Regions from separate parts of the Homo sapiens genome. Here regions 2, 3, 4, 5, 6 and 7 are each linked to region 1. A link is a contact called in ENCODE Hi-C or POLR2A ChIA-PET data. All regions are on one chromosome and are shown on one strand. Each heading gives the region's core, a stretch centred on a gene start or an enhancer-like site at or near the end of the contact. The rest is flanking DNA. Distances are from core to core; before and after follow the strand shown.

The links. A loop is a pair of places that touch in the nucleus more often than their neighbours do. ChIA-PET counts read pairs that join two places held with the same protein, here RNA polymerase II (POLR2A). Pooled maps may share reads with other maps.
Region 2: a loop to region 1 is called in a pooled map, with 31 times the contacts of the local background. The contact joins the promoter of ZNF737 here to the promoter of LINC02987 in region 1. A Hi-C loop is called at or near these places in 6 of 50 pooled maps. POLR2A ChIA-PET finds 5 or more read pairs at or near these places in 2 of 52 experiments (CD4-positive, alpha-beta T cell and naive thymus-derived CD8-positive, alpha-beta T cell).
Region 3: a loop to region 1 is called in a map of CD8-positive, alpha-beta T cell, with 9 times the contacts of the local background. The contact joins the promoter of ZNF66 here to the promoter of LINC02987 in region 1. A Hi-C loop is called at or near these places in 2 of 168 maps with a recorded cell type or tissue (CD8-positive, alpha-beta T cell and naive thymus-derived CD4-positive, alpha-beta T cell) and 8 of 50 pooled maps.
Region 4: a loop to region 1 is called in a map of ascending aorta, with 14 times the contacts of the local background. The contact joins the promoter of ZNF599 here to the promoter of LINC02987 in region 1. A Hi-C loop is called at or near these places in 2 of 168 maps with a recorded cell type or tissue (ascending aorta and naive thymus-derived CD4-positive, alpha-beta T cell) and 8 of 50 pooled maps.
Region 5: a map of CD4-positive, alpha-beta T cell shows a loop between it and region 1 (7-fold over the local background). The contact joins the promoter of ZNF257 here to the promoter of LINC02987 in region 1. A Hi-C loop is called at or near these places in 2 of 168 maps with a recorded cell type or tissue (CD4-positive, alpha-beta T cell and naive thymus-derived CD4-positive, alpha-beta T cell) and 6 of 50 pooled maps. POLR2A ChIA-PET finds 5 or more read pairs at or near these places in 3 of 52 experiments (CD4-positive, alpha-beta T cell, CD8-positive, alpha-beta memory T cell and PC-9).
Region 6: a loop to region 1 is called in a pooled map, with 5 times the contacts of the local background. The contact joins the enhancer-like site here to the promoter of LINC02987 in region 1. A Hi-C loop is called at or near these places in 1 of 37 single-sample maps with no recorded cell type and 9 of 50 pooled maps. POLR2A ChIA-PET finds 5 or more read pairs at or near these places in 1 of 52 experiments (CD4-positive, alpha-beta T cell).
Region 7: a loop to region 1 is called in a map of CD8-positive, alpha-beta T cell, with 6 times the contacts of the local background. The contact joins the promoter of ZNF492 here to the promoter of LINC02987 in region 1. A Hi-C loop is called at or near these places in 2 of 168 maps with a recorded cell type or tissue (CD8-positive, alpha-beta T cell and naive thymus-derived CD4-positive, alpha-beta T cell) and 4 of 50 pooled maps.

Annotation. Positions count from the first base shown.
Region 1 is chr19:27,791,093-27,795,279 of GRCh38, reverse strand. It overlaps LINC02987 (long intergenic non-protein coding RNA 2987), which reads right to left and starts at 1,849. Exons shown (of 7, transcript NR_146733.1): 1 at 1,671-1,849. LINC00662 (long intergenic non-protein coding RNA 662) reads left to right here and starts at 1,340. Exons shown (of 3, transcript NR_027301.1): 1 at 1,340-1,748; 2 at 2,048-2,280; 3 at 3,379-4,187. RefSeq lists an enhancer at 1,128-1,607.
Region 2 is chr19:20,563,970-20,568,156 of GRCh38, reverse strand. ZNF737 (zinc finger protein 737) reads left to right here and starts at 2,376. Exons shown (of 4, transcript NM_001159293.2): 1 at 2,376-2,519. The coding sequence starts at 2,517. The region is part of intron 2 of LOC105372316 (a long non-coding RNA gene); the gene reads right to left. RefSeq lists enhancers at 2,524-2,573, 2,784-2,943.
Region 3 is chr19:20,774,270-20,778,456 of GRCh38, reverse strand. ZNF66 (zinc finger protein 66) reads right to left here and starts at 2,153. Exons shown (of 4, transcript NM_001355197.2): 1 at 2,007-2,153. The coding sequence starts at 2,009.
Region 4 is chr19:34,771,432-34,775,618 of GRCh38, reverse strand. It overlaps ZNF599 (zinc finger protein 599), which reads left to right and starts at 2,404. Exons shown (of 4, transcript NM_001007248.3): 1 at 2,404-2,795. The coding sequence starts at 2,778. It overlaps LOC124904696 (a long non-coding RNA gene), which reads right to left and starts at 2,272. Exons shown (of 2, transcript XR_007067234.1): 1 at 1,925-2,272; 2 at 930-1,352. RefSeq lists an enhancer at 2,474-2,583 and a silencer at 2,694-2,753.
Region 5 is chr19:22,050,096-22,054,282 of GRCh38, reverse strand. It overlaps ZNF257 (zinc finger protein 257), which reads right to left and starts at 1,799. Exons shown (of 4, transcript NM_033468.4): 1 at 1,648-1,799. The coding sequence starts at 1,650.
Region 6 is chr19:33,157,699-33,161,885 of GRCh38, reverse strand. It overlaps WDR88 (WD repeat domain 88), which reads right to left. Exons shown (of 11, transcript NM_173479.4): 8 at 1,390-1,472. LOC124904691 (a long non-coding RNA gene) reads left to right here. Exons shown (of 2, transcript XR_007067228.1): 2 at 1,231-2,115. Among named protein-coding and RNA genes, the nearest start is that of TRT-AGT1-3, 17 kb to the left of the region's middle. RefSeq lists a cis regulatory region at 545 and enhancers at 461-630, 974-1,383. Within about 2 kb of position 1,250, at least 4 of the 41 ENCODE cell types and tissues checked have a DNase peak (open chromatin) inside an H3K27ac peak, as active enhancers do; they include CD4-positive, alpha-beta T cell, where a contact is called at or near this core.
Region 7 is chr19:22,632,056-22,636,242 of GRCh38, reverse strand. ZNF492 (zinc finger protein 492) reads right to left here and starts at 1,919. Exons shown (of 4, transcript NM_020855.3): 1 at 1,769-1,919.

The DNA.
Region 1 (4,187 bases), core at 600-3,099:
GTACCCAGGCCTCTGTGGGCATCCTTCAGCACAAAGACCCTCTCCAAGGGGGGATGGGCTGGCCCTCCCAGGACCACCAACCCACTTCCAGAAGCCCATGGGTCATCCCCACCTTCACCTGACTGGGCTGTCCCTGACGCTAAGGCCCAGCAGCACGAAGGGGATTCCACACAAATCAGGGCAGTAGGCTGCTCTCTGGCGGCACTGGGGGCTTAGGGTCTGGCCAGCCTGTCCCTGGCTCAGGACACATGCCTGGAAATTAGGGTTTTCTCCTCTGCTCTTAGCATCTCCTGGGTAAACCAATAATTACTCTCCCTCATGTCTCAAAATTCACATCTATCTAAAAGGCGCTAGTGAGGGTGACATTTCCAGGAAGCCATAGCCCATGTCACCCCCTGCAAAGCTGTGACCTTTTCCGCGGGCAGGCCAGGCGGCGGAGTTCTCCCAAAAGCGGATGAACTGGCACTCTGGCTGGAGAAAGCAGAGAGCAGCAGCACAATGGACAGCGTCTGGGACCTCAGGCCGATTCCACAGCAGCTTAGGAAAGCAGGAGGCCCCCTGGGCGGGAGGAGGCTTGATGCTCTGGAGGGAAACGGAACTGAGCAGCGGGAGGTGGGGTGAGCCTGAGACCCGACCGATTTTGGCAAAGGCGAGGCGCACTTTGCAGTATCATACTCTCCTCACTGCCCAGCCCAGACCTGCCCTTCAAGTCCCTCTATGGACTCACTCCCCTTAGCCAGGGGTGGCACAGATTCAGTAGCCAGCATGGGTTTGGAAACAGAGGTCAACACCGCCCTGCCCCTCCCTGCGGGGCTGCGCAACACCCTTGAACCCTGCGCATGCTGAGACTGTAGTCCCATAGCCCTGCGACCAACGGCCGGAAGCAGCTAAGACACTATTACCAGCATGCCCGGCAGGAGGGCACCGCGCTGCCCCCCCCCCTCAAGGGACCAGCATCATCCCCACTCCCGTAGCATACTGGGATTGTAGTCCCGCAGCTCTGCCACCAACAGCCAGAAGCAGTTAAAAAACTGTTCCTCTCAGCATGCCCTGCAAGGCGCGCACCGCTGCTGTACCTCCCTTAACGTATCCGTAACCTCCCTCAACGTATCCGTACCTCCCTCAACGTATCCATACCTCCCTCAAGGTATCCGTACCTTCCTCAAGCTATCCGCACCACCCTCTCTTCCATTTCATGCGAAGATTGTAGTCCCGCAGCCCTGCGACCAGCGGCCGGAAGCAGCTAAGATGCTACTGCTCCCAGCATGCCCCGCGAGGCGCGCACAGCACAGGCCCTCTCTCAAGGTCACCACCTCCACTCCCGTTGTATGCTGGGATTGTAGTCCGGCCGCCCTGTGACTAACGGCTGGAACCGCCTAAGACACCACCCCAGCCAGCATGGCCGGCAGGAGCGCACCGCGCTGTCTCCCTCCAGGGATCCGCACCGCCCTACAATCCTGCTTTGTGCTGAGATTGTAGTCCTGCAGGCGTACAACTAACAAGCTGGGTGCAGATAAGAGACTACAGCTCCCCGCATCCCAAGCAAAGGTCCCTCCTCTACGGAGCCCCTCCACGCGTCCACTGCGGTTCCGCCGTGCCAAGGGGAGCTTGGCTGTTCACGGGCCTCACCTGCTAGCGAGAAGATAGCTTGGCCGGGCGGCTGATCTCACCTTGTAATTCTGACACTGTGTCTCCCGGGCTTGTCGGCTTCATGACTTGTGCCCAAAGTTTGATTTCTCGCAGACCAGGTAAAAGCCAAGAGGCTCTCATAGGCGCCTTGGCAGAGTTGCCATTGGAACGGGCGTCCTCTAGTAGCTGGGATCTCCCCGCCCCTTCCTCCTGAGGGGCCACTCCTTTCTGCCCCACCCTTCTTATTGCCCCACCCTTTGCCACACTCCTTCAGAGATGCGCAGTGCTGCCCCTTTCTATGGGCAGGGCCGAAGGTCCGCGTGTAAAAGTACCCAGTCCCTGGTAACCTGACACTTCCCTTTTAAAAGCCACCTTTTGTCTATCTCTGGCCTGCCACGATTCTTCCTGTGCTCCATAGGAGGACCCATTGGACCCCCGGGCTGGCTGCAGGGCCCACACCTGGGTTAGACCTCGCACAGGGACGCTGCTGCCACTGTAATAAAGCGTGCCTACACGCTTCTGAAACTGGTGTAGGAACAACCTCAGTTCTGTGAAAGGCGGACGCAGCAGGACAGAATCTCCGTGGACATCTGTCTGGAGGAGCAATTTTACTGCGACATTTTAAAGAAACAAATTTAATTGATTTCCAAGGTAAGAAATTAAACCTTGAAAACTAAACTGAAAAGTCATCTGTGTTTGACAAGTCAGACTTTCTCCAAGAAGAAAACTAAGGAGTGCATATTTTCCATTATTATAAATAGTGAAAATGAGAAATCATAGCAACTCCCTGGAAAATCTTGCTCTGCCAGTTTTCTAAATCACAGTAGGGCCTCGATATGGTTTTATTTGTTTTTGTTTTTGTTTTGGAGTGTGTTCACCTTTTGAATATAAGAATTTGCGGTTTTGACCAAGTTTTTAAATTTTCAGCTATTGTTTATTTGTTTTTGTATTATATTTAATTTTTCTGTCTCTCCCTCTCTGTCTCAGACTCAATCATTTCACAGGTCTCTTAGGCCTCTTTTCATTTTCTTTAAACTTGTTTCAGTCTTCAGATTGGATGGTTTATATTGCTGTCTTCTGTTTCTACTCTGTAAACTAAAAGTTCTTTTTATTTTATTATTTTATTGTCTTCTATTTTACTCTTTTTATAATTTCCATGTCTCTGCTGAGACTCTACATGAGTTAATTCATTATGAGAATATTTTCCTTTACCCCCATGAACGTACTTATAATAGCTGCCCTGAAATACTTGTCTGCTGATTACATCATCTCGGACATCTTAGAAATAGCTTCTGCTGCCTGCTTTTTATCTTGTGTATAGTTTGCATGTTACATTTCTTCACACATTTTATGAATTTTAATATTGTGTAATAGAAATTATAAATATTAGTTATAGAGACTAAATTCTGTTGTATTCTTTGGAAGAGCATTGTTATTATTTGAAGAGGGGGTAAATGTGGCTGAATTCAAACAGAATAATTATCTTCCCTACGGTGGGAAAGGTTGAAATTCTCATTCAGTCACACACACGTATGTATGTATTGTATATAGATGAATGTTTCTATGTAACTATATATAATATTTTATCCAGATTGTATCATTGTTATCTGTGAGAGTGTTAGTTTAGCAAGCTACTCCAGTATTACCGGAAGCCAGAACTTCAGTTTTGTTTTCTTACTGGATTTTATGTAAATGAGAGTATCTACTATGGATAGTTTTACACCTACTTTTTCTTTTTTTCTTTTTTAGTTATTTGAGACAGAGTCTCGCTCTGTCACCAGGCTGTACAGTGCCGTGGCCTGTCTCGGCTCACTGCAACCTCCACCTCCTGGGTTCAAGCGATTCTTATGCCTCAGCCTCCCAAGTATCTGGGACTACAGGCATGCGCCACCACGCCCAGCTGATTTTTGTATTTTTAGTAGAGACGGGGTTTCACCATGTTGACCAGGATGGTCTCAATCTCTTGACCTCGTTATCCGGCTGCCTCCTCCTCCCAAAGTGCTGGGATTACAGGCGTGAGCCACCATGCCTGGCCACATCTACTTTTTTAAATGTGTCATTATATTTGTGATATTGTCATGATGTTTTCTACTTATATTTTATTCAAAAATTTTATACTTTAAGTTCTTACCTTTAGGTCTTTGATGCATTTTTATTTGTTTATGGTGTAGGGTAAATGTTCAACTTCATCCTTTTGCTTGTGGATATCCATTTTTTCCCAGCACCAATTGTTATAAAGACAGTCCTTTGCCCATTGAACGGTCTTTGTATCCCCATCAAAAATTATTTGACCATATGCTGCTTTATACTGTTCCAGTGTCCATATGTGTGTCTCTTTGCCAGTACCACACTATTTTGGAACTTTGTATTAAGCTTTGGAATGAATAAGTGTACATTTTGTAACACTGGACTTCTTTTTCAAGATAATTTTGACTCATTGGGGTCCCTTGAGATTCCATATGAAATTTAGGTAGGATTTTTCTATTTCTGCAAAATAGAATTTTTTGCTTTTTTTGTTACTCCCGACGTATTTTATTCTTTTCAGTGCTATTGTAAAT
Region 2 (4,187 bases), core at 1,127-3,626, 7.2 Mb after region 1:
TCCCGTATGGGCCATAGATCCAGGGCCAGTTGCACTGCTTGTTTAGCTTGTTCAAAGGCCATGCTCTCTTTCTCTCCCCAGTGAAAGTCATAGCGTTTTCTAGTGGCTGCATGCAGAGGTTGTAAAATGTTACCCAAGTGGGGAATATGATGTCTCCAGAAACCAAACAAGCCAGTACATTAGTGGTAGGGGTTGCAAAATCTAGTATTTTAGCCTTAGCCTTTGGTAAAATGGACTATTTATTTGCATTCCATAAAATGCCAAGGAATTTTATACTTTGTGCAGGTCCTTGAATTTTACTAGGGTTAATTTCCCATTTTTGAAATAGGAACTGGGTTTTTACCTGCTCGAAGCCCCGGCTGACTAGTTCTTCAGTTTTATCCTGACTGGGCCACCTGGACAGCTGCTTTTTTCAGCGATAGGCTGATAGCTTTGAGCTTTATCAGTCAAGACATTGACTGGCATTGGGCCAGTCTGGAAGTCAGATTAGCATTTTCCTTTTCCGCTTACATTTATCTTGTAGCAACCAGCCCCTATCACGATACATTAACTTATAAGCAGTAAGCAAACACCATCCACTCCGGGAGATCCCTCAGCATCTCCTTTGCTGACTGGAATCCCCCGCAGCACTTCCCGCACAGTCAAAGGTTTAAACTGCACTAATTTAGATTCCCAATTCCCACAAAAACCAGTTCCCCTTGACCATTTAATCACCAAGAGGGAGAACTGGGGGAGTTCCCATCCCAGGATATGGGAAGTCCCTGAGCCCTCCAGCCCTGTCCTTCTAGTCAAAAAGGGGTACACTTTTGTTTTCAAATCCTATTTGTGATGCCAAAAATGTTCTGTGAGGCAAATGTGAGAGGGGAGAAACAAAGACACACACACAATACCATTAAGGGTAAACAACTTTTATCCCACGTAAATGGCAATGCAGACATAATAAAGTAATAATATAATAAGCAAATGATATAATAAGCAAATAAATATAATAAGCAGATTGATGTAATAAGCCAATCTTAATAAGACGAGGAAATGGGAAAAGATATATATATATATATATATATATATATATATATATTTTCCCTCACCAGACTATGGGGGATTCACCACCAGAGAGGGAGGCAACAGCCACAGCTCTAGAGTCAGCCACCCGTCCATCGTACACAGACAAGGAGAGGTCTTATGAAGCTTCAGGGCGGTCTGGGACCTTAGCTCTTTTGTAACGAGTTGTTTGGCATAAGGCCCAGTGATGAGAGCCCTTCACGACTTGCCTCAAGGAACACAAAAAGGTCAACCTTTTTTTGTGATTGTCTATTGTTTTTCAACAACTAATATATAGGAATAGATTGAAATAGAGATTTCTTCAATACAGCGCTGGATGAACACCTCAGGGGCTCACACAACCTGTTCTGGGACTTGGTGACAATTGTTTGTGTCCACATTCAATTGAGTTCAGATTTAATATGTGACTTTTCCTCCACAAATTCCCCTGTCTTGATGAATCGGCTCTGTCTAGGCAAAGGGTAAAATAAACCCCTTGGGCTGTTACACAACCTCCGCCTCCTGGCTTCAAGTGATTCTCCTGCCTCAGCCTCCGGTGTAGCTGGGACTACAGATGTGCACCCCCACACCCAGGTAACTTTTTATATTATTAGTTATTATTATTATTTATTAGTTATTATTAGAGATGGGGTTTCACCATGTTGGCTAGGCTTGTCTTGAACTCCTGACCTCAAGTGATCTGCTCACCTTGGCCTCCCAAAGTGTTGGAATTACCAGCGTGAACTATCCGTGCCTGCCTCTAAATGATTTCTATCTCCTATAGCTGTTGGAAATTAAAGATTGTTTCAAATTGAAAAAATAAAAAGAATGTGGACAAAAATAAAATATAAATAGTTTTTTAAAATTACGAGATATTACAAAATATATATGTAAATCTGGAGTGCTCAAAAATGACAAATTTGATTTATTTATAAGGTTTTATTAAAATTAGCTTTAATAGATTTTACCATTACCAAAGTAAAAGTTGATTTTCTGTTGAACAAAAATTTTATGTATTATTAATGACAGCAAAATACTTCTGTTCACCTTTTTAATACATTCAACAAGAAAGAGAGTAAACAAGAGATAAAATATTCCCATGCTCTGGGGTGGGCCTGGCTCAGCTCAGGGAGGAAGCACTGTTTGAAAAGCCAGCTGCTTAGGCTGGCACTCTTTGTTCACTTAACCCAGCATCTGATCATATCTTCTGTCACTCAGGGCCTGAGGGGGCGGGGATTTAAGCATTATCCAATCAGGGACGCTGGGCTGGAAGCCGTCCAATCAGGCACGCAGCCAGAGTGAAGCGGAAGGCTTCCGGGTTTTGCGGGGCCTTTGTCTCTGCAGCCGGAGCTCCAGGTCTTGTCTTCACTGCTGTGTGTCCTCTGCTCCTAGAGGCCCAGCCTCTGTGGCCCTGTGTCCTGCAGGTATTGGGAGATCCACAGCTAAGACGCCCGGGAGCCCCTGGAAGCCTAGAAATGGTGAGAGTGCCGGTCCGACATCCCGAGAGAGGGGGATAGGCTGGTTGGAACCGGTGGGAAGTGGCTGTGGCGGGACTCAGGCCTCTGCGCAGTCAGCTCCACAATCTGCACCCTGAGTTCTCCTTGCCCAGCTCGGCCTCAGTCCCGTTCAGCCATAATTTGGCGGCTACGCTGACAGCCGGGCCCCCTGGCGTCCTGTGTCTTCCCTGCGTAGTGACTGCTCTGGCCTGGAGCGCTCCGTGGGCAGCTCTGCAACCGCAGCCTCCCGTCTCTCCCAGAATGTGCAGGGACCACCAGAGGGTCGTCAGGGGAGAATCCTGACTCGGGGTGCAGGTTCATGAATGGGAAGAGCTTTGGTCCGTGGAGTTCACAGTTTCTGTTTTCTGCTATTCAAAATTTATGGGGCCGGGCGCAGTCGTTCACGCCTGTAATCCCAGCACTTTGGGAGGCCGAGGCAGGCGGATAACTTGAGGTCAGGACTTCAAGATAAGCCTGGCCCAAATGGGGAAACCCCATGTCTACTAAAAATGCAAAAATTAGCTGGGTGTGATGACAGATGTCTGTAATCACAGCTTCTCGGGAGGCAGAAGTGAGAGAATCGCTTGAACTCCGGAGGTGGATGTTGCAGTGAGCTGAGATCTTGCCACTGCACTCCAGCCTGCGCGACAGTGAGACTCCGTCTCAAAAAAAAAAAAAAAATTCCTGGTTATGTAATTACAGTTTAATTGGCAGTTTATAGTTGCTTAAGCCTGAATTTTGTTTCCCCTAATGTAGTAATTTCCCAAAAAATGCACATGAGCTTAGATTTTTTTTTTTTTGAGGTAGAAATCCAGGGACTAGAGCTTCTTCAGTCTAATTGCCTGCCACTTAATTATTTTCACACGCCACAGCGGACTGATTTTCCCTGGCATTTTCCACATGTGTCTCAAGCAAGGCCTCAAGTGTACCCCATGTTCCTCAATTTATTATTTTTATTTTTTTTTTTTTGAGACGGAGTCTCGCTCTGTCGCCAGAGCTGGAGTGCAGTGTCAGATCTCGGCTCACTGCAACCTCCGCCTCTCAGGTTCAAGCATTCTTCTGCTTCAGCCTCTGGAGTAGTTGGGGCTATGGGCACGCGACACCACGCCCAGCTAATTTTTGTATTTTTAGTAGAGATGGAGTTTCAGTATGTTAGCCAGGAATGCTAGTTACCAAGGAAAAAAATAGGGAAAATCTCTCTTCCATTTTGGCTGTAGACAATGAATATATTTCCACAGGAAAATGTGGTAGATAATTGATGAGTTACATAGATTCGTCAACACATTAGTTCCTCTTTTTGCAGGGGAAATTTGTGACAGTGAATATCTCAGTTCTATATCCTGTTGAGTTCTGAGTTAAATGCTAAATTATATGTGATGAAACATGGTACCTTCTAGAAGTGTTCCCATATGACTAATTTTTTACTACATTATTTTATTTATTTACTTTTTTTTTGAAACAGAGTCTCGCTCTGTCAACAGGTTGGAGTGCAGTGGCGTGATCTCGGCTTACTGCAGCCTCCACCTCCTGGGTTCAAGCAATTCTCCTGCCTCAGCCTCCTGAGTAGCTGGGATTACAGGCACGTGCCACCACACCCAGCTAATTCTTTTGTATTTTAAGTAGAGAGGGGGTTTCAACATGTTGGCCAAA
Region 3 (4,187 bases), core at 904-3,403, 7.0 Mb after region 1:
ACTTCTTTCAGACAATGTATGTATTATTTTATTATTTATCTTAAAAATAATGCAGTAGGCCGGGCACTGTGGCTCACGCCTCTAATCCCAACACTTTGGAAGGCCAAGGTGGGTAGATCACGAGGTCAGAAGATTGAGAACATTTTGGCCAACATGGTGAAACCCTGTCTCTACTAAAAACACAAAAAAATTGGCTGGACGTGGTGACACACACCTGTAATCCCAGCTACTTGGGAGGCTGAGGCAGGAGAACTGCTTGAACCTGGGAGGCAGAGGTTGCGTGAGCCGAGATCACGCCACTGCACTCCAACCTGGTGACGGAGTGAGACTCTGTTTCAAAAAAATAAGTAAATAAATAAAATAATGTAGTAAAAAATTAGTCATATGGGAACACTTCTAGAAGGTACCATGTTTCATCACTTAAAATTTAGCATTTAACTCAGAAATCAAAATAAAAGGATATAGAAAAAATTTACCCTGCAAAAAGAGGAACTAATGTGTTGATGAATCCATGTAACTCCTCAATTATCTACCACATTTTCCTGTGGAAATATATTCATTGTCTACAGCCAAAATGGAAGAGAGATTTTCCCTATATTTTTCCTTGGTAACTAGCATTCCTGGCAAACATGGTGAAACCTCATCTCTACTAAAAATATGAAAACTAGCTGGGAGTGGTGGCGCTTGCCTGTAGTCCCAACTACTGGAGAGGCTGAAGCAGGAGAATCGCTTGAACCCATGAGGTGGAGGTTGCAGTGAGCCAAGATCTGACACTGCACTCTAGCCTGGCGACAGAGCAAGACTCCGTCTCAAAAAATAATAATAATAATAATAATTAATTGAGGAACATGGGGGACACTTGAGGCCCTGCTTGGGACACATGTGAAAAATGCCAGGGAAAGTCAGTCCCCTGTGGGATGTGAAAATAATTAAGTGGCAGGCAATTAGACTGAAGAGGCTCTAGTCCCCGGATTTCTATTTCTAAAAAAAAAAAAAAAAAAAAATCTAAGCTCAAGTGCATTTTTTGGCAAATTACTACATTAGGGGAAACAAAATTCAGGCTTCAGCAACTATAAACTGCCAATTAAGCTCTAATTACATAACCAGGAAATTTCCACCTTGATTGTACAAATTAAGAAACTACATTACTAAACCTAACAAATTATTGAATTTGGTTTTCCTCATCATGCATTTTATAAATGTCTTTTCTTCAAGCCTCTCCCATGGACCACAAACTACAAACTATAGCTGGGTGCTCTACAATTCTTGAATCACTCTTTGATTAAATTGTTTGATATTTTTGCAGTGACTCCCATAATTTTTTTTTTTTTTTTTTTTTTTTAGACAAGAGTCTTGCTCTGTCGCCCAGGCTGGAGTGCAGTGGCAGGATTTCAGCTCACTGCAACCTCCGCCTCCCGGGTTCAAGCGATTCTCTCACTTCTGCCTCCCGAGAAGCTGGGACTACAGACATTCGCCAACATATCCACCTAATTTTTGTATTTTTAGTAGACAAGGGGTTTCCCCATTTTGGTCAGTCTGGTCTTCAACTCCTGACCTCAAGTGATCCGCCCGCCTCGGCCTCCCAACGTGCGGGGATTACAGGCTTGAACGACCGCGCCCGGCCCCATACAATTTTAATAGCAGAAAAGAGAAACTGTGAACCCCACAGACCAAAGCTCTTCCCATTCATGAACCCGCACCGCGAGTCAGCATTCTCCCCTGAAGACCCTCCGGTGGTCCCTGCACAATCTGGGAGAGACACGGCACTGCGGGTGCAGAGCTGCCCACAGAGCGCTCCAGGCCAGGGGCACAGTCACTGCGCGGGGAAGCGACAGGACGCCCGGGGGCCAGGCTGTCAGCGTAGCCGCCATCTTATGGCTGAATGGGACTGAGGCAGAGCTGGGTAAGGAGAATTCGGGGTGCAGATTGTGGAGCTGACTGAGGGGAGGCCTGAGTCCCGCCACAGACACTTCACCTCTCTCGGGATGCTGGACCGGCACTCTCACCATTTCTAGGCTTCCAGGGGGTCCTGGCGTCTTAGCTGTGGATCTCCCAATACCTGCAGGACACAGGGCCACAGAGGCTGGGCCTCTAGGAGAAGAAGACAGAGAGCAGTGAACAGACGACCTGGAGCTCCAGCTGCAGGGAGAGACAAAGACCCCGCCAAATCCGGAAGCCGTCCTGTTCATTCCAGCTGCGTGCCTGATTGGACGGTTTCCAGCCCAGCGCCTCTGATTGGCTAATGCTTAAGGTCCCGCCCCCTCAGACACTGAGTGACAGAAGATGTGATCAGCTGCTGGGCGGAGTGAAGAAAAGAGTGACAGCCTAAGCTGCAGCCTTTTCAGGCAGGGCTTCCTCCCAGAGCTGAGCCTGGTCCATGCCAGAGCATGGGAACATTTTATCTCTTTTTTACTCTCTGTCTTGTTGAATGTATTCAAAGGTGAACAGAAGTATTTTGCTGTCATATTAATAATACATAAAATTTTTGTTCAAGAGAAAATCAGCTTTTACTTTGGTAATAGTGTATTAACGATTAAAGCTAATTTTAATAAAACCTTATAAATAAATCAAATTTGTCATTTTTGACCACTCCAGATTTACATATATATTTTGTAATCCCTGTAATTTTTTTATCTATTTATATTTTATTTTTATCCACATTCTTCTTATTTTTTCAACTTGAAACAACCTTTAAGTAATTTCAAACTGCTATAAGAGATAGAAATAATTTAGGGTCAGGCACAGGTAGCTCATGCCAGTAATCCCAACACTTTGGGAGGCCAAGGTGGGTGGATCACTTGAGGTCAGGAGTTCAAGACTAGCCTGGCCAACATGGTGAAACCCCATCTCTACTCACAATGTAAAAAATTAGCTGGGTATGGTGGTGCACATCTGTGGTCCCAGCTACTCCGGAGGCTGAGGCAGGAGAATCACTTGAACCCAGGAGGTGGAGGTTATGTAACAGCCCAAGGGGTTCATTTTGCCCTTTGCCTAGACAGAGCCAATTCATGAAGACAGGAGAATTTATGGAGGAAAAGTTAAATGTTAAATTTGAACTCAATTGAACGTGGACACAATGGTCACCAAGTCCCAGAACAGGTCCTGGTTGTGAGCCCCTGAGGTGTTCATCCAGAGCTGTATCAAAGAAATGTCTATTTCATTCTATTACTATACATTAGTTGTTGAAAAACAATAGACAATCACAAAAACAACTTGACCCTTTTGTGTTCCGTGAGGCAAGTCCCAAATGGCCCTCCTCACTGGGCCTTATGCCAAACAACTCGTTACAAAAGAGCTAGGGTCCCAGACCACCCTGAAGCTTCATGAGACTCCTTGTCTGTGCATGAATGGGTGGCCGACTCTGGAGCCTGGGCTGTTTCTTCCTACTCAGTTGGTAATCCTCCATAGTCTAGTGAGGGTAAATATATATATATATCTTTTCCCATCTCCTCTTCTTACTGCAATTTGCTTATTATATCAATCTGTGTATTATATTTATTTGCTTATTATATCATTTGCTTATTATATCATTAGTTTATTCTGTCTGCATTGATATTGATGTGGGTTAAAGCTTGTTTACCATTAAAGTTATTGTATGTATGTCTTTTCTTCTCCTCTCCCACGTTTCCCATACAGAACATTTTTGGCATCACAAACAGGATTTGAAAACAAAAGTGGGCCCCTTTTTGACCAGAAGGATAGGGCTGGAGGCTCAAGGATTTCCCATATCCTGAGATGGGATCACTCCCAGTTCTCCTTCTTTGTGATTGAATGGTTCAGGGGAACTGGCCTTTGTGGGAATTGGGAATCTAAATTAGTGCAATTTAAACCTTTGACTGTGCGTGAAGTGCTGCAGGGGATTCCAGTCACCAAAGGAGATGCTGAGGGAATCTCACAAAGTGGATAGTGTTTGATTGCTGCTTATAAGTTAATGTGTCAAGATAGGGGCTGGTTGCTACAAGAGAAATATAAGCTGGAAAAGGAAAATGCTAATCTGACTTCCGGACTGGCCCTGGCCCAATGCCAGTCAATGTCTTGACTGATCAGGCTCAAAGCTATCAGCCTATTGCTGAAAAAAGCAGCTGTCCAGGTGGCCCAATCAGGGTAAAACTGAAGAACTAGTCAGCCGGGGCTTAGAGCATGTAAAAACCCAGTTCCTATCTCAAAAATGGGAAATTAAGCCTAGT
Region 4 (4,187 bases), core at 1,155-3,654, 7.0 Mb before region 1:
AATTCAGTGGTTTTAACATATTTAAATATATGTGCAACTATCCCCCACAGTTATTCTTAAAACATTTCATCACTTCACAAAGAAACTCCATATCCCTTAGATATCAATCGGCTGTCCCACCACTACCCACCATCCCTAAGCAATCACTAATCTACCTTCAACCTCTATAGAGTTGCCTATCCTGCACACTTCATATACATGGAATTATATACTGTGTGGTTATTTTGTAGCTGATTTTTTCACTTACATGTTTTCAGTGTTCCTCCATGCTGTATTGTATATCAGCACTGCAGTCTTTTCTTATGGCTGAATAATCTGTTATAAGGATATATCACATTTTGTTTATCCATTCATAAGTTGGTAAATGTGTTAGGTTGTTCTTGCTTTGCTGTAAAGGAAAACCTGAGACTGGGTAATTTACGAAGGAATACCCCAGACTGGGTAATTTACAAAGAAAAGAGGTTTACTTGGCTCACAGTTCTGCAGGCTGTACAGGAAGCATAGCACTAGCATCTGCTCAATTTCTGGTGAGGCCTCAGGAAGCTTCCAATCATGGTGCAAGGCAAAGGGGGAGCCAGTGTAGCACATGGTGAGAGCAGGAGCAAGAGAGAGTGAGGGGAAGATGCCACACACTTTTAAACAGTCAGATCTTGAGAAAACTCATTATCTCAAGAATAGCACCAAGGGGATGGCATCAAATCATTCATGAGAAATCTACCCTCACGATCCAGTCACCTCCCAACAGGCCCCATAATATTATATGGTTTGGCTGCATCCCCACCCAAAATCTGGACTAGATGCATAACATATCACCCTGAGATCTTAACATTCAGATGAGGTCAGAGACTGCATGCAGATTTTGGCTTCTCGCATTAAGAAGCATGTGAGAGTGTAGAATGTATAGGATAAATAATAGAATGGAAATCTGATGACTAAATTAATAGATTTTACTAGAAAATGGCCAAGGACTTATCAGTCCCATTATCTCTTTCTGGATGCTCTGGAGGACAGCACATCCTGGCTTCTCTTACATGTGGAGCTATTTGAGTGGTTTGTAGGCCATGGAATATAGGCAGAAGTGATTGCAAAATTGTGTCTTCATTATGTTTTCTTATTTCTGCTCCATCCTGGGGATGCCTCTTTGGATGTAATGCTTTTACTTTTCACAGTGTCCAGGATTATTGCCCTCTTCATGTGGGCTACAGGTTTGGGTGGTGGGCTGAAAGTGTCTTGATGAGACAAGATCTGGTGACCCTGAGTTGCTGGGCATAAGCTGGGCCATCTGGTTTGTGCCTGGTTCTGGCTTCCCTGGGGGCTGGAGGGGCAGATGGGGAGGGGTCAGATCCTGGTTGCTGTGAATTAGAGATGAACAGTGACACGCCATCTTACATCACAAACTAGAAACCATGTCAACTCCACTCTTCCCTTAGGGCTGCAGGTAATTAGTCTCAGTGATCCTAAGTTTTGAATCATGTAAGAAAGTATCCCTTGGGCAATAGGTCTACCTGTATATTAGGAAACCCTCCTGCATATACCGTTTTAAAAAGATGCATACGCCAAATGCTGCAACGTATTATTATGTAAAATTTAAACAGTATTCATGAGGCTCCTGTTGAATCAGTCAACGTATTTGTTTTGACAAATATCAGAGTCTGCAAAGAAGTATCTCAGACCCTCCCCTAGCAGTGTATTGTGATGATGTTGCCAATAATACAGAATATTAATAATGACAGCAATAGCTCTTATGTTCTTATCGGTATGTTCCAGGCCCAGTGCTAAGCAATTCTTAGTTACTTCCCACCAAACAGGTGGCTTTGTCTCATTTATTTACTGGAATTTAAAGAGTCTGGTTCTCAAATGTTTTGCAGCATCCACTTTTCCTGGACAAGTTAAGCAGAGGGCTGGGTCCCACCCCCCAGAGTACCTGATTCAGTGGGTGGGGACTAAGAACTTGCATTGGTAACAAATTCGCAGGTAATGCTGATGTCATCTGAAAATTACTGATAGGGGAAATTTTAATATTATCATATTAAATAATTATCTTCATTTTCCTTAGGAATCTCCATCTCAAGGCTCAGAGAGATGAACTGCTGGCGCAGGGATACACAGGGAGGAAAGTCAAGGCGTGAGTTGCCTGGTAGAGACATTTGAGAGTGGGTCATTGCCTCAGATAATTTCCACGGAACTCTGTGTGCCTCTCCTTTAAGAAGAGGTGAAGCCAATCCCTTTCTTGGGAGCCTTGAGAAGCCGCCTCACCGAGAACAGAAAGTGCGCTCCAGGTACCACCCGGATTCCGTCAAACTACATTACCCAGAAGGCAGTGCTACAAGGGACGGAAGCCGACCCCAAGCCATAGACGGAAGGCGCAGAGGGGCGTTCCCGTAGCGGCGTGGGCGGGACTTCCGGCGTCCAGTCTTCGTCCGCCGTTAGGTTGCGGCTGCTGTGGTTGCCAACGCTACACTGGGTAGAACGCCAGACAGGGGCCACTTTTCGAGACCGAGTAGAGACGGACAGTGAGGAGGATAGGACCCACTTACACGCTTTTATGTCAGCCGCGATCCCACCCCCACAAGCGTCTGCAAAACCCTTCCTGGGGCCTTGGCGACAGCCCTGTGTCCTCACGGCGCGCAGAGGCGGCGCCGCGAACCTTGTGTGCATTTTACACGACGGCGGGGACTGAGGTCCCTCGCAGCCCAGAGCCGGAGCCCGGGGTCGGCCGAGCCCGCAGGACCGGCTTCCTCGCCGACTCTCACGGCCTCACCCAGCCCCCTGGGCCCATGGCGGCGCCGGCGTTGGTGAGTGGAGGGTTCCGCAGCCCGCGCGAGCTCGGGTCACCGCCCGCATGCACCCATCCGCTGTAATACGGCGGATGCCGGGACTCTGTGCTTCTCCCTTTTGATGCCCTAGGTTATGGAGATCCCGGGAGAGGGTGAGGTGAGAGGGCAGGGCTAATCACTTCCTACCCAGGGTCCTGAATCCAGGACAGGAGTTGTAAGGAGAGGTCCCTGTCTCTGGCTCTAACCTGGAGCTGTCGCCTCGCTGCCCTCGGCCTCCATTCCCTCGGGTCTAAAATGCGAGTCTCAGTAATTTTCTCTGTGGAGGGAGCTGGAGAGGGTACGCTTGTGACGTGGGTCCTGTCTTTCACTGCTCGGAGAGCATCACTCTAGGTGCCGTCTTTGAAGAAGGACTCTCTAGGTCCTGCTGTTGTTTTAGGGGATCATTCCAGCGGAAGTCTGGCCCTACCAAAAGCTGGGAGAGGGAATGAGAGCCTCGAGGGCAAGAGGTGAGGCGGGAGCAGCATTTTTGGCAGGAGGCTAGAAGACAAGAAGCTCATTGGATTTATCTTTGCAGATGCCGTCTGTTTATTACAAATGAATCTGGCTTGCCGCCTAACAGCAGTGAATCCGTGCTTCTGTTTAACACATGCTCTTGTATTTGAAAAGCAAATCCAGCACAATATTCATTAATGACAGTGTACATGAATGTATGTCTCTTGGAGTGTGAGCACATAAGGCCCCAAGTTACTCTCCAGCATGTCACACTGTTTACTCCTCGTAGCTCTGATCACCTTCAGGAGTTGTCTATTCATTTTTCCTCACCTGGTCTGTTCTCTAACTTCAATCTAACCTTGTTCCAGGGTCTCTTCAGAGAGAGCTTCCCTGGTTGCATCATGTAAAGTCTCTCCCAGTCTTTGTGGTCTTCTCACTCTTGTGTTGTTTTCTAGAGTCTTCTGACTTTATCTTGATTGTTTATTGCTGAGGATCTGTCCCCCAACCCCAGAATGTCAGCTTCTGTTCTGTTTTTCATCCCCAGGCCCAAAACTATTCTGTTCTGGGCCTGTACCACTTAGTCGATAAGTGATTAATGAATGAGATTCTATCCTCTGGGGCTCCCATCCTACTTAGATTTCATCTAACCCAACCCCACCCCATACCCCACCATGGCTGCAAAGTCACTGCCCAATCCACCAGGACACTCCCCCTGCCATTCTTCTCTCCTGCACATGCCAAGCTCATTGGACGATTTTCTCTGTCACATTGTCGCCAGATCTCTGCAAGGCTGCTCCTGGATGTGTGCTGCATTGAGCTCTCCTAGGGTGCGACAGGAGCAAATAGGAAAAATACTAACAGCAACAAATAGTAGCTGGTCTTCACTGAGCGCATTGATAATGTGCTGAGAGGCAGTTT
Region 5 (4,187 bases), core at 550-3,049, 5.7 Mb after region 1:
GCCTAGCCCACATGAAACCTCATCTCTACTAAAAATACAATAACTAGCCAGGTGTGGTGGTGGGTGCCTGTAATCCCAGCTACTCCGGAGGATGAGACAGGAGAATAGCTTGAACCTGGGAGGCGGAGGTTGCAATGAGCAGAAATCTCGCCCCTGCACTCCAGCCTGGGTGACAGAGTGAAACTCCTTCTTAAAAAAAAAAAAAAAGAAAAACAAATCAGCGGAAAATTAGTCCCCTGTGGCTTGTGAAAATAATTAAGTGGCAGGCAACTAGACTGAGGTGGCTCTAGTCCCTGGATTTCTACTTTAAAGAAATTTAACTCAAATGCATGGTTTTTGTTTTGTTTTGTTTTTTTTGAGATGGAGTTTCACTCTTGTTGCCCAGGCTGGAGTGCAATGGCACAATCTCGGCTCACTGCAACCTCCACCTCCTGGGTTCAAGCGATTCTCCTGCCTCAGCCTCCGGAGTAGCTGGGATTACAGGCATGCACTACCACGCCCCGCTAATTTTGTATTGTTAGTAGAGGCGGAGTTTCTCCATGTTGGTAAGGCTGGTCTCGAACTCCCGACCTCAAGTGATCCGCCCGCCTGGGCCTCCCAAAGTGCTCGGATTACAAGCGTGAGCCACAGCGCCGGCCTCAAACGCATGTTTTTATAAATTACTAAATTGGGGGAAACAAAATTGAGGCGTAGCCAACTATACACTACCATTTAACCTCTGATTACATAACAAGGAAATGTCCACCTTGATAGTACAAATTAACAAACTATGTAACTGCATCTAACCAATTACTGAATTTGGTTTTCTTTATCTCATGTTATTAAAGTCTTCTCTTCAAGCCCCTGCTATGGACGACAAATGACAAACCATAGCTGGGTACTTTACAATTTTTTTTTTTTTTTTTTTTTTTTTTTTGAGACGGAGTCTCGCTCTGTCTTCAGGCTGGAGTGCAGTGGCGCCATCTCGGCTCACTGCAACCTCTGACTTCCTGGTTCAAGCGATTCTCCTGCCTCAGCCTCCTGAGTAGCTGGGATTATAGGCACATGCCACCACGCCCGCTAATTTTTGTATTTTTAGTAGAGGCGGGGTTTCACCATATTGGCCAGAATGGTCTCAATCTCCTGACCTCGTGATCCGCCTGCCTCGGCCTCCCAAAGTGCTGGGATTACAGGCGTGTGCCACCGCGCCCGGATTTTTGAATCACTCTTTAATTAAATTCTTTAATATTTTTGCGGTGACTTCTGTATATTTTTAATAAGAGAAAAGAGAGACTCAGAACCCCACAGACCAAAGCTCTTCCCATTCATGAACCCCGCACCCCGAGTCAGGATTCTCCCCTGACGACTCTCCTGTGGTCCCTGCACAACCTGGGGAGACTCGGCGCTGCGGGTGCAGAGCTGCCGAGAGAGGGATCCAGGCCAGGGCACAGTCACTGCGCAGGGAAGAGACAGGACGCCCGGGGTCCCGGCTGTCAGCGCAGCCGCCATCTTATGGCTGAGGGGGACCGAGGCCGAGCTGGCCAAGGAAAACTCGGGCGCAGATGGTAGGGCTGACTGCAAGGAGGCCTGAGTCCCGCCACAGCGACTTCCCACAGGTTCCAACCACCCCCTTCCCCTCTCCCAGGATGTCGGACCCAGCACTCTCACCATTTCTAGGCTTCCAGGAGGACCTGGCGTCTTAGCTGGGGATCTCCCAATACCTGCAGGTCACAGGGCCACAGAGGCTGGGCCCCTAGGAGAAGAGGACACAGACCAGGGAAGACGAGACCTGCAGCTCGGGCTAGAGCGAGAGACAAAGTACCCGCCAAACCCGGAAGCCACCCTGTCCGCTCCAGCTTCGTGTCTGATTGGACGGTTTCCAGCCCAGCGTCCCTGACTGGATAACGTTTAAGGCCTCGCCCCTTTAGGCCCTGAGTGACAGGAGACGTGATCAGATGCTCGGCTGAATGAAGAAAGAGTGAAAGCCTAAGCTCCAGCCTTTTCAGGCAGGTTTTCCTCCCTGAGCTGAGCCAGGCCCAACCCAAAGGTATTTGCATTTAACCTTGTGTGTAAGGTCATATGCGTTTATACATAATACATAATATGGCCGGGCGCGGTGGCTCACGCCTGTAGTCCCAGCTACTCCGGAGGCTGAGGCAGGAGAATCGCTTGAACCCAGGAGGCGGAGATTGCAGTAAGCCGAGATCGCGCCACTGCACTCCAGCCTGGGCCACAGAGTGAGACTCTGTCTCAAAAAAAAAAAGAAAAGAAAAAAATACACTATATTGTTATTCACAAACAAAAATAATCTAATAACAACTATTTTAAAATTTCAGCTTTCCTGACCTTCCTGGCTTCTGGTTTTTTGATCAGGCAGCCTGAGATTTTAAGAAGGAGGCAATCATGGCCGGGTGCGGTGGCTCACGCCTGTAATCCCAGCACTTTGGGAGGCCGAGGCCGGCGGATCACCTGAGGTCAGGAGTTGGAGACCAGCCTGACCAATACGATGAAACTCCGTCTCTACTAAAAATACAAAAATTAGCGGGGCATGGTGGCGGGTGCCTGTAATCCCAGCTACTGGGGAGGCCGAGACAGGTGAACCCGGGAGGCAGGAGTTGCAGTGAGCCGAGATCGCTTTGAACTCCAGCCTGGGCACCAAAAGCGAAACTAAGCTCCGTCAAAAAAAAAAAAAAAAAAAGGAGGCAATCTTCTGAAATAGAATGTGAGCCAAATGTGAATTTTAAATTTTCTAGTAGCCAAACTTTAAAAAGAAAGAAGAAATAGGTCAAACTGATTGTAACAATTTCAGTAACCCAATATATCCAAAATATTACTATATGAGCAATGTGTAATTATTAATGTAGCATGTATATAGTTAGAACTATATCATTGGAACTAAGTCTGTTTTTTTTTGTTTTTTTTGTTTTTTTTTTTTTATTTTTTTTTGAGATGGAGTTTCGCTTTTGTTGCCCAGGCTGGAGTGCAATGGCACAAAGTGTGTTCTCTGCCTCCTGGGTTCAAGTGAGTCTCCTGCCTCGGCCTCCTGAGTAGCTGGGATTACAGGCATCTGCCACCATGCCCGGCTAATTTTTGTATTTTTAGTAGAGACGGGGTTTCTCCATGTTGGTCAGGCTGGTCTGGAACTCCCGACCTCAAGTGATCCACCTGCCTCGGCCTCCCAAAGTGCTGGGATTACAGGCGTGAGCCACCGCACACAGGCTACTAAGTCTGTTTTTTGCCTTTCCAGCACATCACAGTGTAGACCCAGCCACATTCCAGGCACTCAGGAGCCACACGTGAAGTGCAGCTCTGATGTTGGGTGGGTAAAGGGCCTGAATAAATTTATTCTGCCAGTGTGAAGGAAGGGCCTCTTCCTAACAACATCTCTCTTCAGTTTGGAGGATGGAAAAGATGGCGGCCATAGAAAGAGCAGAGGGCAGCAGGAATAAATTAACCACAAGTAGACAACTGCTGGCCACCTTTGGCCCACCTTCCTTCCAGAGATCAGAAAGGGAGCAAAGGATGATAGGTCCGGAGGAGAAGAAAACTCTAAGTCTTCATATCTGTGCATACTCTTGACCTGCAGTGTTTATATAGAGAGAAAATAGATTAAATGCAAACATATTTTGCTATTTGGCCTTGAACCTAATCATCGGGCCTCCTGGATTGAAGTGATTCTCGTGCCTCAGCCTCCGGAATAGCTGGGATTACAGGCGTGTACCACCATGCTCAGCTAATTTTTTTGTATTTTTAGTAGAGATGGGGTTTTGCCATGTAAGCCAGGCTGGTCTTGAGCTCCTGGCCTCAAGTGATCCGCCCACCTCAGCCTCCCAAAGTGCTGGAATTACAGGCATAAGCCACTGTGCCTGGCTATGATATATTTTTACATTTATGGTTTAGGTGATATGTCCTTCTTCTCTGTCATGTCCCTGCCAAAATGTGGGATGATGACATATCCCTGGACCTAGCACATAGTTAACGTGACTCTTGTATGTTGCAGAGGCCCCACATATTTTGAGTAGTGTGACATATGACTAGACCAAACACCTAGAAGATGGGAGGCACCTGTCTGTTCCCTGTAAACAGGGTGTTAGCCCTACCATTCTCAAAAGCCTCATGACATATCTCTGCATTCATCACCTAGGAGATGTGACTCTCTTCTGCTGCCTGCATCCTGCCAACAGGAAAGATTGTGACATAACATTTGG
Region 6 (4,187 bases), core at 1-2,500, 5.4 Mb before region 1:
TCTAGAGATTCTTATGCCTCAGCCTCCCAAGTAGCTGGGACTACAGGTGGGCATGACCACACCTGGCTAATTTTTGTATTTTTAGTAGAGATGGTGTTTCACTATGTTGGCCAGGCTGGTCTCGAACTCCTGACCTCCAATGATCCTCCAGCCTCAGCCTCCCAAAGTGCTGGGATTACAGGCATGAGCCACTGTGCCTAGATGACAGAGGGACTTTAAGCACAGAGAGGTTTAACATTCCATTTTAATCCGTTTATTTGCTGTGAGGAAACTCGCTTTGTCTCCCCAAGTCCTAGGAGAAGACAGCTCAGATAGACCAGCCCCAGGGACCTGAATATGGGCTGCTCAAGGACACATGTCTACTTTGTGTCCCTGGGAACAGAAAGACCAAGAATCAGGGATGCACGCATTCACAGCCAAAGGTGACAGTGAGATCGTGAAACCAGGGAGTATGCAGAAATCCTGGGGTGTGGGGCCCCTTGGGGGAACAGGGGCACAGCATGAGGCAATTGTGGGTTCTTGCTGTGTTGGATAACACATCCCCGTATCATAGAGCCACTCTGAGTTGGGGCTCCTCTCATCCTCTCACTTGTAGCCCAGAGCATTCAGTTGACATCCCCATTTTGGAACCCCAAGCTTTCTGTGCATGCCTCACTAGGGCATGCGTCTCTCTTCAAGGTAATTTCTGTTTTTTGTTTTGTTTTGTTTTGTTAGAGACAGAATCTCAGTCTATCGCCCAGGCTGGAGTGCAGTGGCACAATCTTGGCCCAGTGCAACCTCCGCCTCCCGGGTTCAAGCGATCCTCCCACCTCAGCCTCCCAAGTAGCTGGGACTACAGGTTTGCACCACCACACCCGGCTGATTTTTGTATTTTTAGTAGAGACGGGGGTTTCACCATGTTGGCCAGGCTGGTCTCAAACTCCTGACCTCAGGTGATCCGCCCACCTCAGCCTCCCAAAGTACTGGGATTACAGGAGTGAGCCACAGTGCCCAGGCCTGCACAGTAACTTCTGCTGTTCTTAGACACTCCCACCTCAGGGTTTTTGCATCAGCTGTTCCATCTGCCTGGACTGCCCTTCTTCTTCAAGATCCCCACTTATGTAGTCCTTTCTGTTCTCAGCTCAAACACCTCCTTCTCCAGGAAGCTCTGCCCATGCAATGTGGATGGGTCCCCCGCCTCTGTCCCCATCATGTCACCCTGTTGTGGTTTCTCCATTTCACTCCTCACAGTCGGTGGTGTGTTTGCTGGCTTCCTGTCTGTCCTTCATCAGCCCACAGAGGCATCAAGGCCTGTGTCACTCACAGCTGTGTCCCCAGCAACCAGCATTGAGCACAGGAAGGACTCGGGAGGGAAGTTCAGATCCTCAATCTCATGCTGGCCACATGTACCTTCAAAGAGAGCTTCCGGTAGCCTTCTGCTACATCCCAAATAGCCACAGTCCTATCAAACCCTCCAGAAATGAGAAAAGAGCCTGCAACAGAAAATGAAAGGGTGGAGATGGGGGTCAACTTTCCAAGCCAAGTGAGCCCAAAGCCAGCTGAAGATGCCTTGGCGAGGCACCACCTCATCTCACTCTGACAACACTGAAACCCCTTCCTGGAGTGGCTCCACGACCCCAAGCCAATTACAGCTGATTCTTATCATTTACAGTAGTCATGTTCTATGACAGGGGTCCCCAGTCCCTGGGCCACAGACTGGTACCAATCCATGGCCTGTTGGGAACCAGGCCACCCAGCAGACAGTGAGTGGTAGGCAAGCAAGCCAAAGCTTCATCTGTATTTACAGCCACTCCCCATCGCTCGTATTACCACCTGAGCTCGGCCTCCTGTCAGATCAGCTGCAGCATTCGATTCTCACGGGAGCATGAACCCTATTGTGAACTGCGGATGCGAGGGATTAGGTTGTGCACTCTTTATGAGAATCTAATGCCTGATGATCTGTCACTGTCTCCCATCACCCCCAGATGGGACCATCTAGTTGCAGGAAAACAAGCTCAGGGCTCCCACTGATTCTACATGATGCTGACTTGTATAATTATTTCACTATATATTACAATGTAATAATAATAAAAATAAAGGGCACAATAAATGTAATACACTTGGGTCATCCCGAAACCATCCTCCACAGCTCCCATTTGTGGAAAAGTTGTCTTCCATGAAACCTGTCCCTGGCGCCAGAAAGGTTGGGGGCCTCTGCAGTTTTTGCAGACACTGAATTAGTGAATACTGAACCATCGCTCCTAGGGGAAATACAGGGTCAGTTTCCTGCGAGCTCTGGTCACATTCTCATCAGTTGATCAGTACGTAACTTTGTTTTATGTGTGTTTCTGTTTAAAGACACCTTATTGCATATATACTGTTGATTTGTTTACATTGAACTCACAACCAACAGCTGTAACTCATGCCTGAATGGATGCATGCATTTTCCCCATCATAGCACTCTCGCGCTTAGGAACGGCAAACAGCACTTCGGCACTGTGGTTAGGGATCATTTTATTTGTTATTTATTTATTTATTTATTTATTTATTTATTTATTTATTTATTTATTTTTAGAGATAAGGTCTTGCTCTGTCACCCAGGCTAGAGTGCAGTGATGCAATCAGCTCACAGCAGCTTCAAACTCCTGGTCTCAAGCAATCCTCCCACTTCAGTTACCAAGTAGCTGGGACTACAAGCAGGTGCCAGCACACCTGGCTAAATTTTTTTTTTTTGTTTTGGTAGAGATGGGGTCTCACTATGTTGCCCAGGCTGATCTCAAACTCCTGGGTTCAAGCAATACTCCCGCCTCAGCACCCCCCCAGCACTGAAATTAAAGCTGTGAGCCACCACACACGGCCAAGGGAGCCATTTTACACAGCAAAATCACTAACAAAAAGCAAAAGAAAGCCCAGGTGTGGTGGCTCACGTCTGTAATCCCAGCACTTTGGGAGGCTGAGGCAGGCAGATCACATGAGGACAGGAGTTCAAGACCAGCCTGGACAACATGGCGAAACCCCATCTCTACCAAAAATACAAAAATTAGCCAGGCATGGTAGTGCGCACCTGTAATCCAAGCTACTTGGAAGGCTGAAGCAGGAGAATCGCTTGAACCCAGGAGGCAGAGGTTGCAGTGAGCCAAGATCGCGCAACTGCGCTCCAGCCTGGGCAACAGAGGGAGCAAAACAAACAAACAACAACAAAAAAAAATGGTGGCACTAAATAGACCACAAAAAGGACATTTTACCACGTGGGAGGTGAAACAAGAAGGCAGAGTGTTGCCTTGTCCAACCTCAGCTGGGAGGTGACTTAGATTTTTTGCTGCTCTTCACATCTGTGAGTGACCTTGAAAGTGCCATGAATGTTGACTTTAGGTTTACAAATAAATATCAGCAAGTAGGTGACTTCACAAATACAGAATCAGGAATAATAATGATTAACTGCATGTGATTCTTTTTTTTTTCTTTCTTTTTTTCTTTTTTTGAGACAGAGTCTCACTCCGTCACCCAGGCTAGAGTGTAGGAGCGCAGTGGCACAATTTTGGCTCAACTGCATGTGATTCTGAACCCCATAAAGCCAAGGACAGAAGCTGGCAGGGTGCCTCACAGTGGGACTTAGACAAGGGGTGCTGCTGAAGAGGGAAAGTTGCCCAGAAGCACCCTAGTGCTTCTCAAGCCAGGCCCCAGTGGCATGTGTGCCAGCTGAGGCCCCCAGACACACAGAGCAAGCCCCACTTCTCACCAGGATAGGGGAGCATATGTTTGGCTCCTGAGTGTCAAGAGCACCCACTTCCCTCCCTGGAGCTGGCTAGCCGCGGTGGCTTCCTGTCACTGCCCCCATTCACCTCTATGTCCCTTTATCTGGCAACAGCTCCCAATTTCCTGTGGGGAAACACTCCTTGCCTACTCTTAGTCCCTCTGCATCAGGGGGTTCTGACCCCAACCCTAGCTCTGCAGGTGGGCAAGTCACCCAGACCTGGCCAATCAGAGGCTTTCGTTGCCCCCTAAGTGATTCATTAAGAGATGGACATGTGTCCCAAGCTGAGCCAATGGGAGTCTTCCCTGGGACTTGTTCTGGCACCATCAGACAGAAGGTCTCTTTCTCCAGGACTGCCAGGGGCCAGAACTAGGCTGAGCTGGACCACTAAAGGTCCTCTTTACCTCTTTAATTTTATATATATATATATATATATATATATATATATATATAT
Region 7 (4,187 bases), core at 670-3,169, 5.2 Mb after region 1:
CTGTAATCCCAGCTACTTGGGAGGGTGAGGCAGGAGAATCACTAGAACCTGGGAGGCGGAGGTTGCCGTGAGCCGAGATCGCGCCATTGCACTCCAGCCTGGGCAACAAGAGCGAAACTCCATCTCAAAAAAAAAAAAATATTTAAGTAAGAGCTGAATAATAAGAACACGTAAACACAAAGAGGGAACAACAGACAGTGAGGCCTAGTTGAGGTTGGAGAATGGGAGGACAAAGAGGATCAGAAAAAGTACCTGTTTGGTGCTATGCTTAGTACCTCAGTGACAAAATAATCTGCACACCAAACCCCCATGACACAATTTTAGCTGTATAACAAACCTGCATGTGTACCCCTGAACCAAAAATAAAAGTTAAAAGAGATTCATCTTTTCCCCAGGGTATCCACTTGAGAGGCTACACTCCATATCTCAGGTTGTCCTACGAAAGAAAATGACTTTAGGAGCTGATATTCACTAGATACTCTAGCAGACATCGCCATAGCGGTTATCTTGGTTTATTCAGAGACAGTACTGAAAGCCAGGACCAAGAATAAACGACAGGGTTGCTAAGCACAAATCACCCCATAACGTTTGCAAAATAAAAACATCTTGACACTAAAACATTCTCATAAGATCTTTATGCCTAGGGAAGACAAAAGAAAAAGAGGCACAGAGATTTTTTACAATTCACTATCGGGATATTCCTTGCTTTCTTCTCATGGGAAATATTTACAAACAGAAAACATATCTTTTTAAATATGCCATCTAATGCTTTGTCAAAAAATGATTAATTAAAATACAGTATGAAAAATGTACACTAAAGGACAAATAATAATGTAAATTAGGGAAAAGAAGTTGGCATTTGAGATTTTCAGAAGGAACTGAAAATTCAGTATTTTACTGCAAGCCAGAGTTAAGCTGGAGAAATGGGGTGTGGGGGGTTGACTTGAGAACCTGCTTGGGACCTATGTGAAAAATGCCAGGGAAAATCAGCCCCATGTGGCGGCAAATAGACTGAGGTGGCTCTAATCTTTGGATTCCTAATTTTAAAAAATCAAACTCAAATGCATTTTTTTTTTTTTAGAAATTACTACATTGGGGGAAACAAAATTCAGGCTTAACTAACGATAAACTGCCAAGTAAGCTCTGATTACACAACCAGGAAATTTGTAGGCTCAAGGTGAAAATTAAGAAACTACGTAAATATACCTAACCGATTATTGAATTTGGGTATTTTCATCTGCATCTTTCCTTCAAGATCCTCCCATGGACCGACCACAAACTACAACCCACAGCTGGGTGCTCTATAACTTTTGAACCACTCCTTGCTTAAATTTTTAAGTATTTTCGCGATAACTCCCATAAATTTTTAATAGAAGAAAAGAGGAACTAGGAACCCCATAAACCAAACCAAAGCTCTTCCCATTCGTGAACCCGCACCCCGAGTCAGGATTCTCCCCTGACCACCCTCCCGTGGTCCCTGCACAATCTGGGAGAGACACGACGCTGCGGGTGCAGAGCTGCCCAGAGAGGGCTCCAGGCCAGGGCACCGTCACTGCGCAGGGAAGAGACAGGACGCCCGGGGGTCCGGCTGCCAGCGCAGCCGCCAATCTGATGGCTGAAGGGGACTGAGGCTGGGCTGGGCAAGGCGAACTTGGGGCGCAGATTGTGGAGCCGACTGCGGGGAGGCCTGAGTCCCGCCACAGCCTCTTGCCACCGGTTCCAACCAGCCCCTTCCCCTCTCTCGGGATGTCGGACCCGGCACTCTCACCGTTTCTAGGCTTCCAGGGGGTCCTAGCGTCTTAGCTGTGGATCTCCCAATACCTGCAGGTCACAGGGCCACAGAGGATGGGCCTCTAGGACCAGAGGACGCAGAACAGCGAACACTAGACCATACTCCGACTGCAGCGAGAGACAAAGACCCCGCCACATCCCGGAAGCCGCCCTTTCCGCTCCAGCTGCGTGCCTGATTGGACAGTTCCCAGGCCAGCGTCGCTGAATGGATAACGTTTAAGACCCCCCCCCCCCCCGCCCTCAGGCCCTGAGTGACAGAAGATGTAACCAAACGCTGGGCCGAATGAGGACAGAGTGACAGCCGAAGGTGCAGCCTTTTCAGGCAGGGCTTCCTGCCTGAGCTGAGCCAAGCACACCGCAGAAGGTGTTTGCCTTTAACGTTGTGTGTAAGGTCTCATATATTTGTAAATAATATACTATATGGCTGCTCACACATGAAAAGAATAGAATAATTATTTTTAAATTTAGGCTTTTTTGTGTGTGAGACAGAGTCTCACTCTGTCGCCCAGGCTGGAGCGCAGTGGCGCGATCTCAGCTCGCTGCGACCTCCGCCCCCGGGTTCAAGCGATTCTCCTGCCCCAGCCTCCCGAGTAGCTGGGATTACAGGCGCCTGCCACCGCGCCCGGCTAATTTTTTTGTATTTTTAGTAGAAGCGGGGTTTCGCCATCTTGCCCAGGCTGGTCTTGAACTCCTGACCTCAGGTGATCCATCCTCCTTAGCTTCCTAAAGTGCTGGGATTACAGGCGTGAGCCACCGACCCCAGCCGGAAGACATTTCATTCTGCTGCAATTTAGCAAAATATTTGAGTACATCTTGAAGTTGTCTTTTGATTTTTTTTTTTTTTTAAGACATGGTCTCACTTTGTTTCCCACGCTGAAATGCAGTGGTGTGATCTCGGCTCACTGCAACCTCAGCCTCCTGGCTTCAAGAGATTCTGGTGTCTCAGCCTCTCCAGTAGCTGAGAATACAGGCGTGCACCACCATGCCCAGCTGATTTTTCAATTTTTAGTAGAGATGGGGTTTTGCCATGTTTGCCAGGCTGGTCTCAAACTCCTAACCTCAGGTGATCCACTCGCCTCGGCCTCCCAAAGTGCTGAGATTATAGGTGTGAGCCACCCTGCCTGGCCTGCATTTTGATTTTTACAATGGCAGAGCTGCTGTTGAAGATTTCAAAGTCAGAAGCAGCCATGGGGCAAAGCTCCAGAAGCACACCTGGAAATCACACACAGTGAATACATCCCTCACCCTGAACCAATTGTTTTCACCCGAGTCTGCATGTAAAAATCACTTCGGAGGTCTTTTAAAATCCCCCAAACACAAGTTGCCACATACCAATTAAATCAGAATTCCTGCAATGGAACCTGGGCAATAGTGTAAATATCTCTAGGTGATGACAGAGCGCAGCCAAGGTCAAATGCCAGTGCTGTAAACCAGTACTTTTAGGTGACTAGTTGCAAATTTTTTCTCAAATGAATGAAAAAATGTTTGCCGCTAAGTCATGGCTTTGTCTTACCAATATTACCAAATTATTGTTCTATGCACAACCAACGTCGCTATTGGTTTTGTTCCTGAACCAACCCAGTTGTATATATACTGAGTGCACACAAGGCCCTGACATTGGCCAATGTAGGTGCCCTGACATTGGTGATCGTTACTGTGAGGGAAAAATTTTCTAGAATAAAGGTTGCATTCCCCTAAAATTAAAAACATGCCATGTACCGAATTGGGGCTAAAATAAAAAGACGTATGGTCTCATTCAGGAGTTAAGGCTTGGCTGGGCACGGTGCCTAACGCCTGTAATCCCAGCACTTTGGGAGGCCAAGGCAGGCGGATCATGAGATCAGGAGATTGAGACCATCCTGCCTAACACGATGAACCCCCGTCTCTACTAAAAATACAAAAAAAGTTAGCCGGGCATGGTGGCACGTGCCTGTAGTCCCAGCTGCTCGGGAAGCTGAGGCAGGAGAATCGCTTGAACCCGGGAGGTGGAGGTTGCAGTGAGCCAAGATCGTGCCACTGCACTCCAGCCTGGGCGACAGAGCAGAGCGAGATTCTGTCTCAAACAAACAAACAAAAAGGGCTTGAATACTCTTTTTGGAATATTAGAAGCTGTATAATTATGCCCTGAGTGTGTGTGTTCCACCATAAAACAAACAAAAAAATGTTGCCATTATTCTGAGATACTAAGTTAGCATTTTGTTCAAATATGTACTATGGGCCAGGCGCGATGGCTCATGCCTGTAATCCCAGCACTTTGGGAGGCCGAGGCAGGCAGATCACCTGAAGTCGGGAGTTCGAGACCACCCTGACTAACATGGAGAAACCCTGTCTCCGCTAAAAATACAAAATTAGTCAGGCGTGGTGGTGCATGCCTGTAATCCCAGGTACTTGGGAGG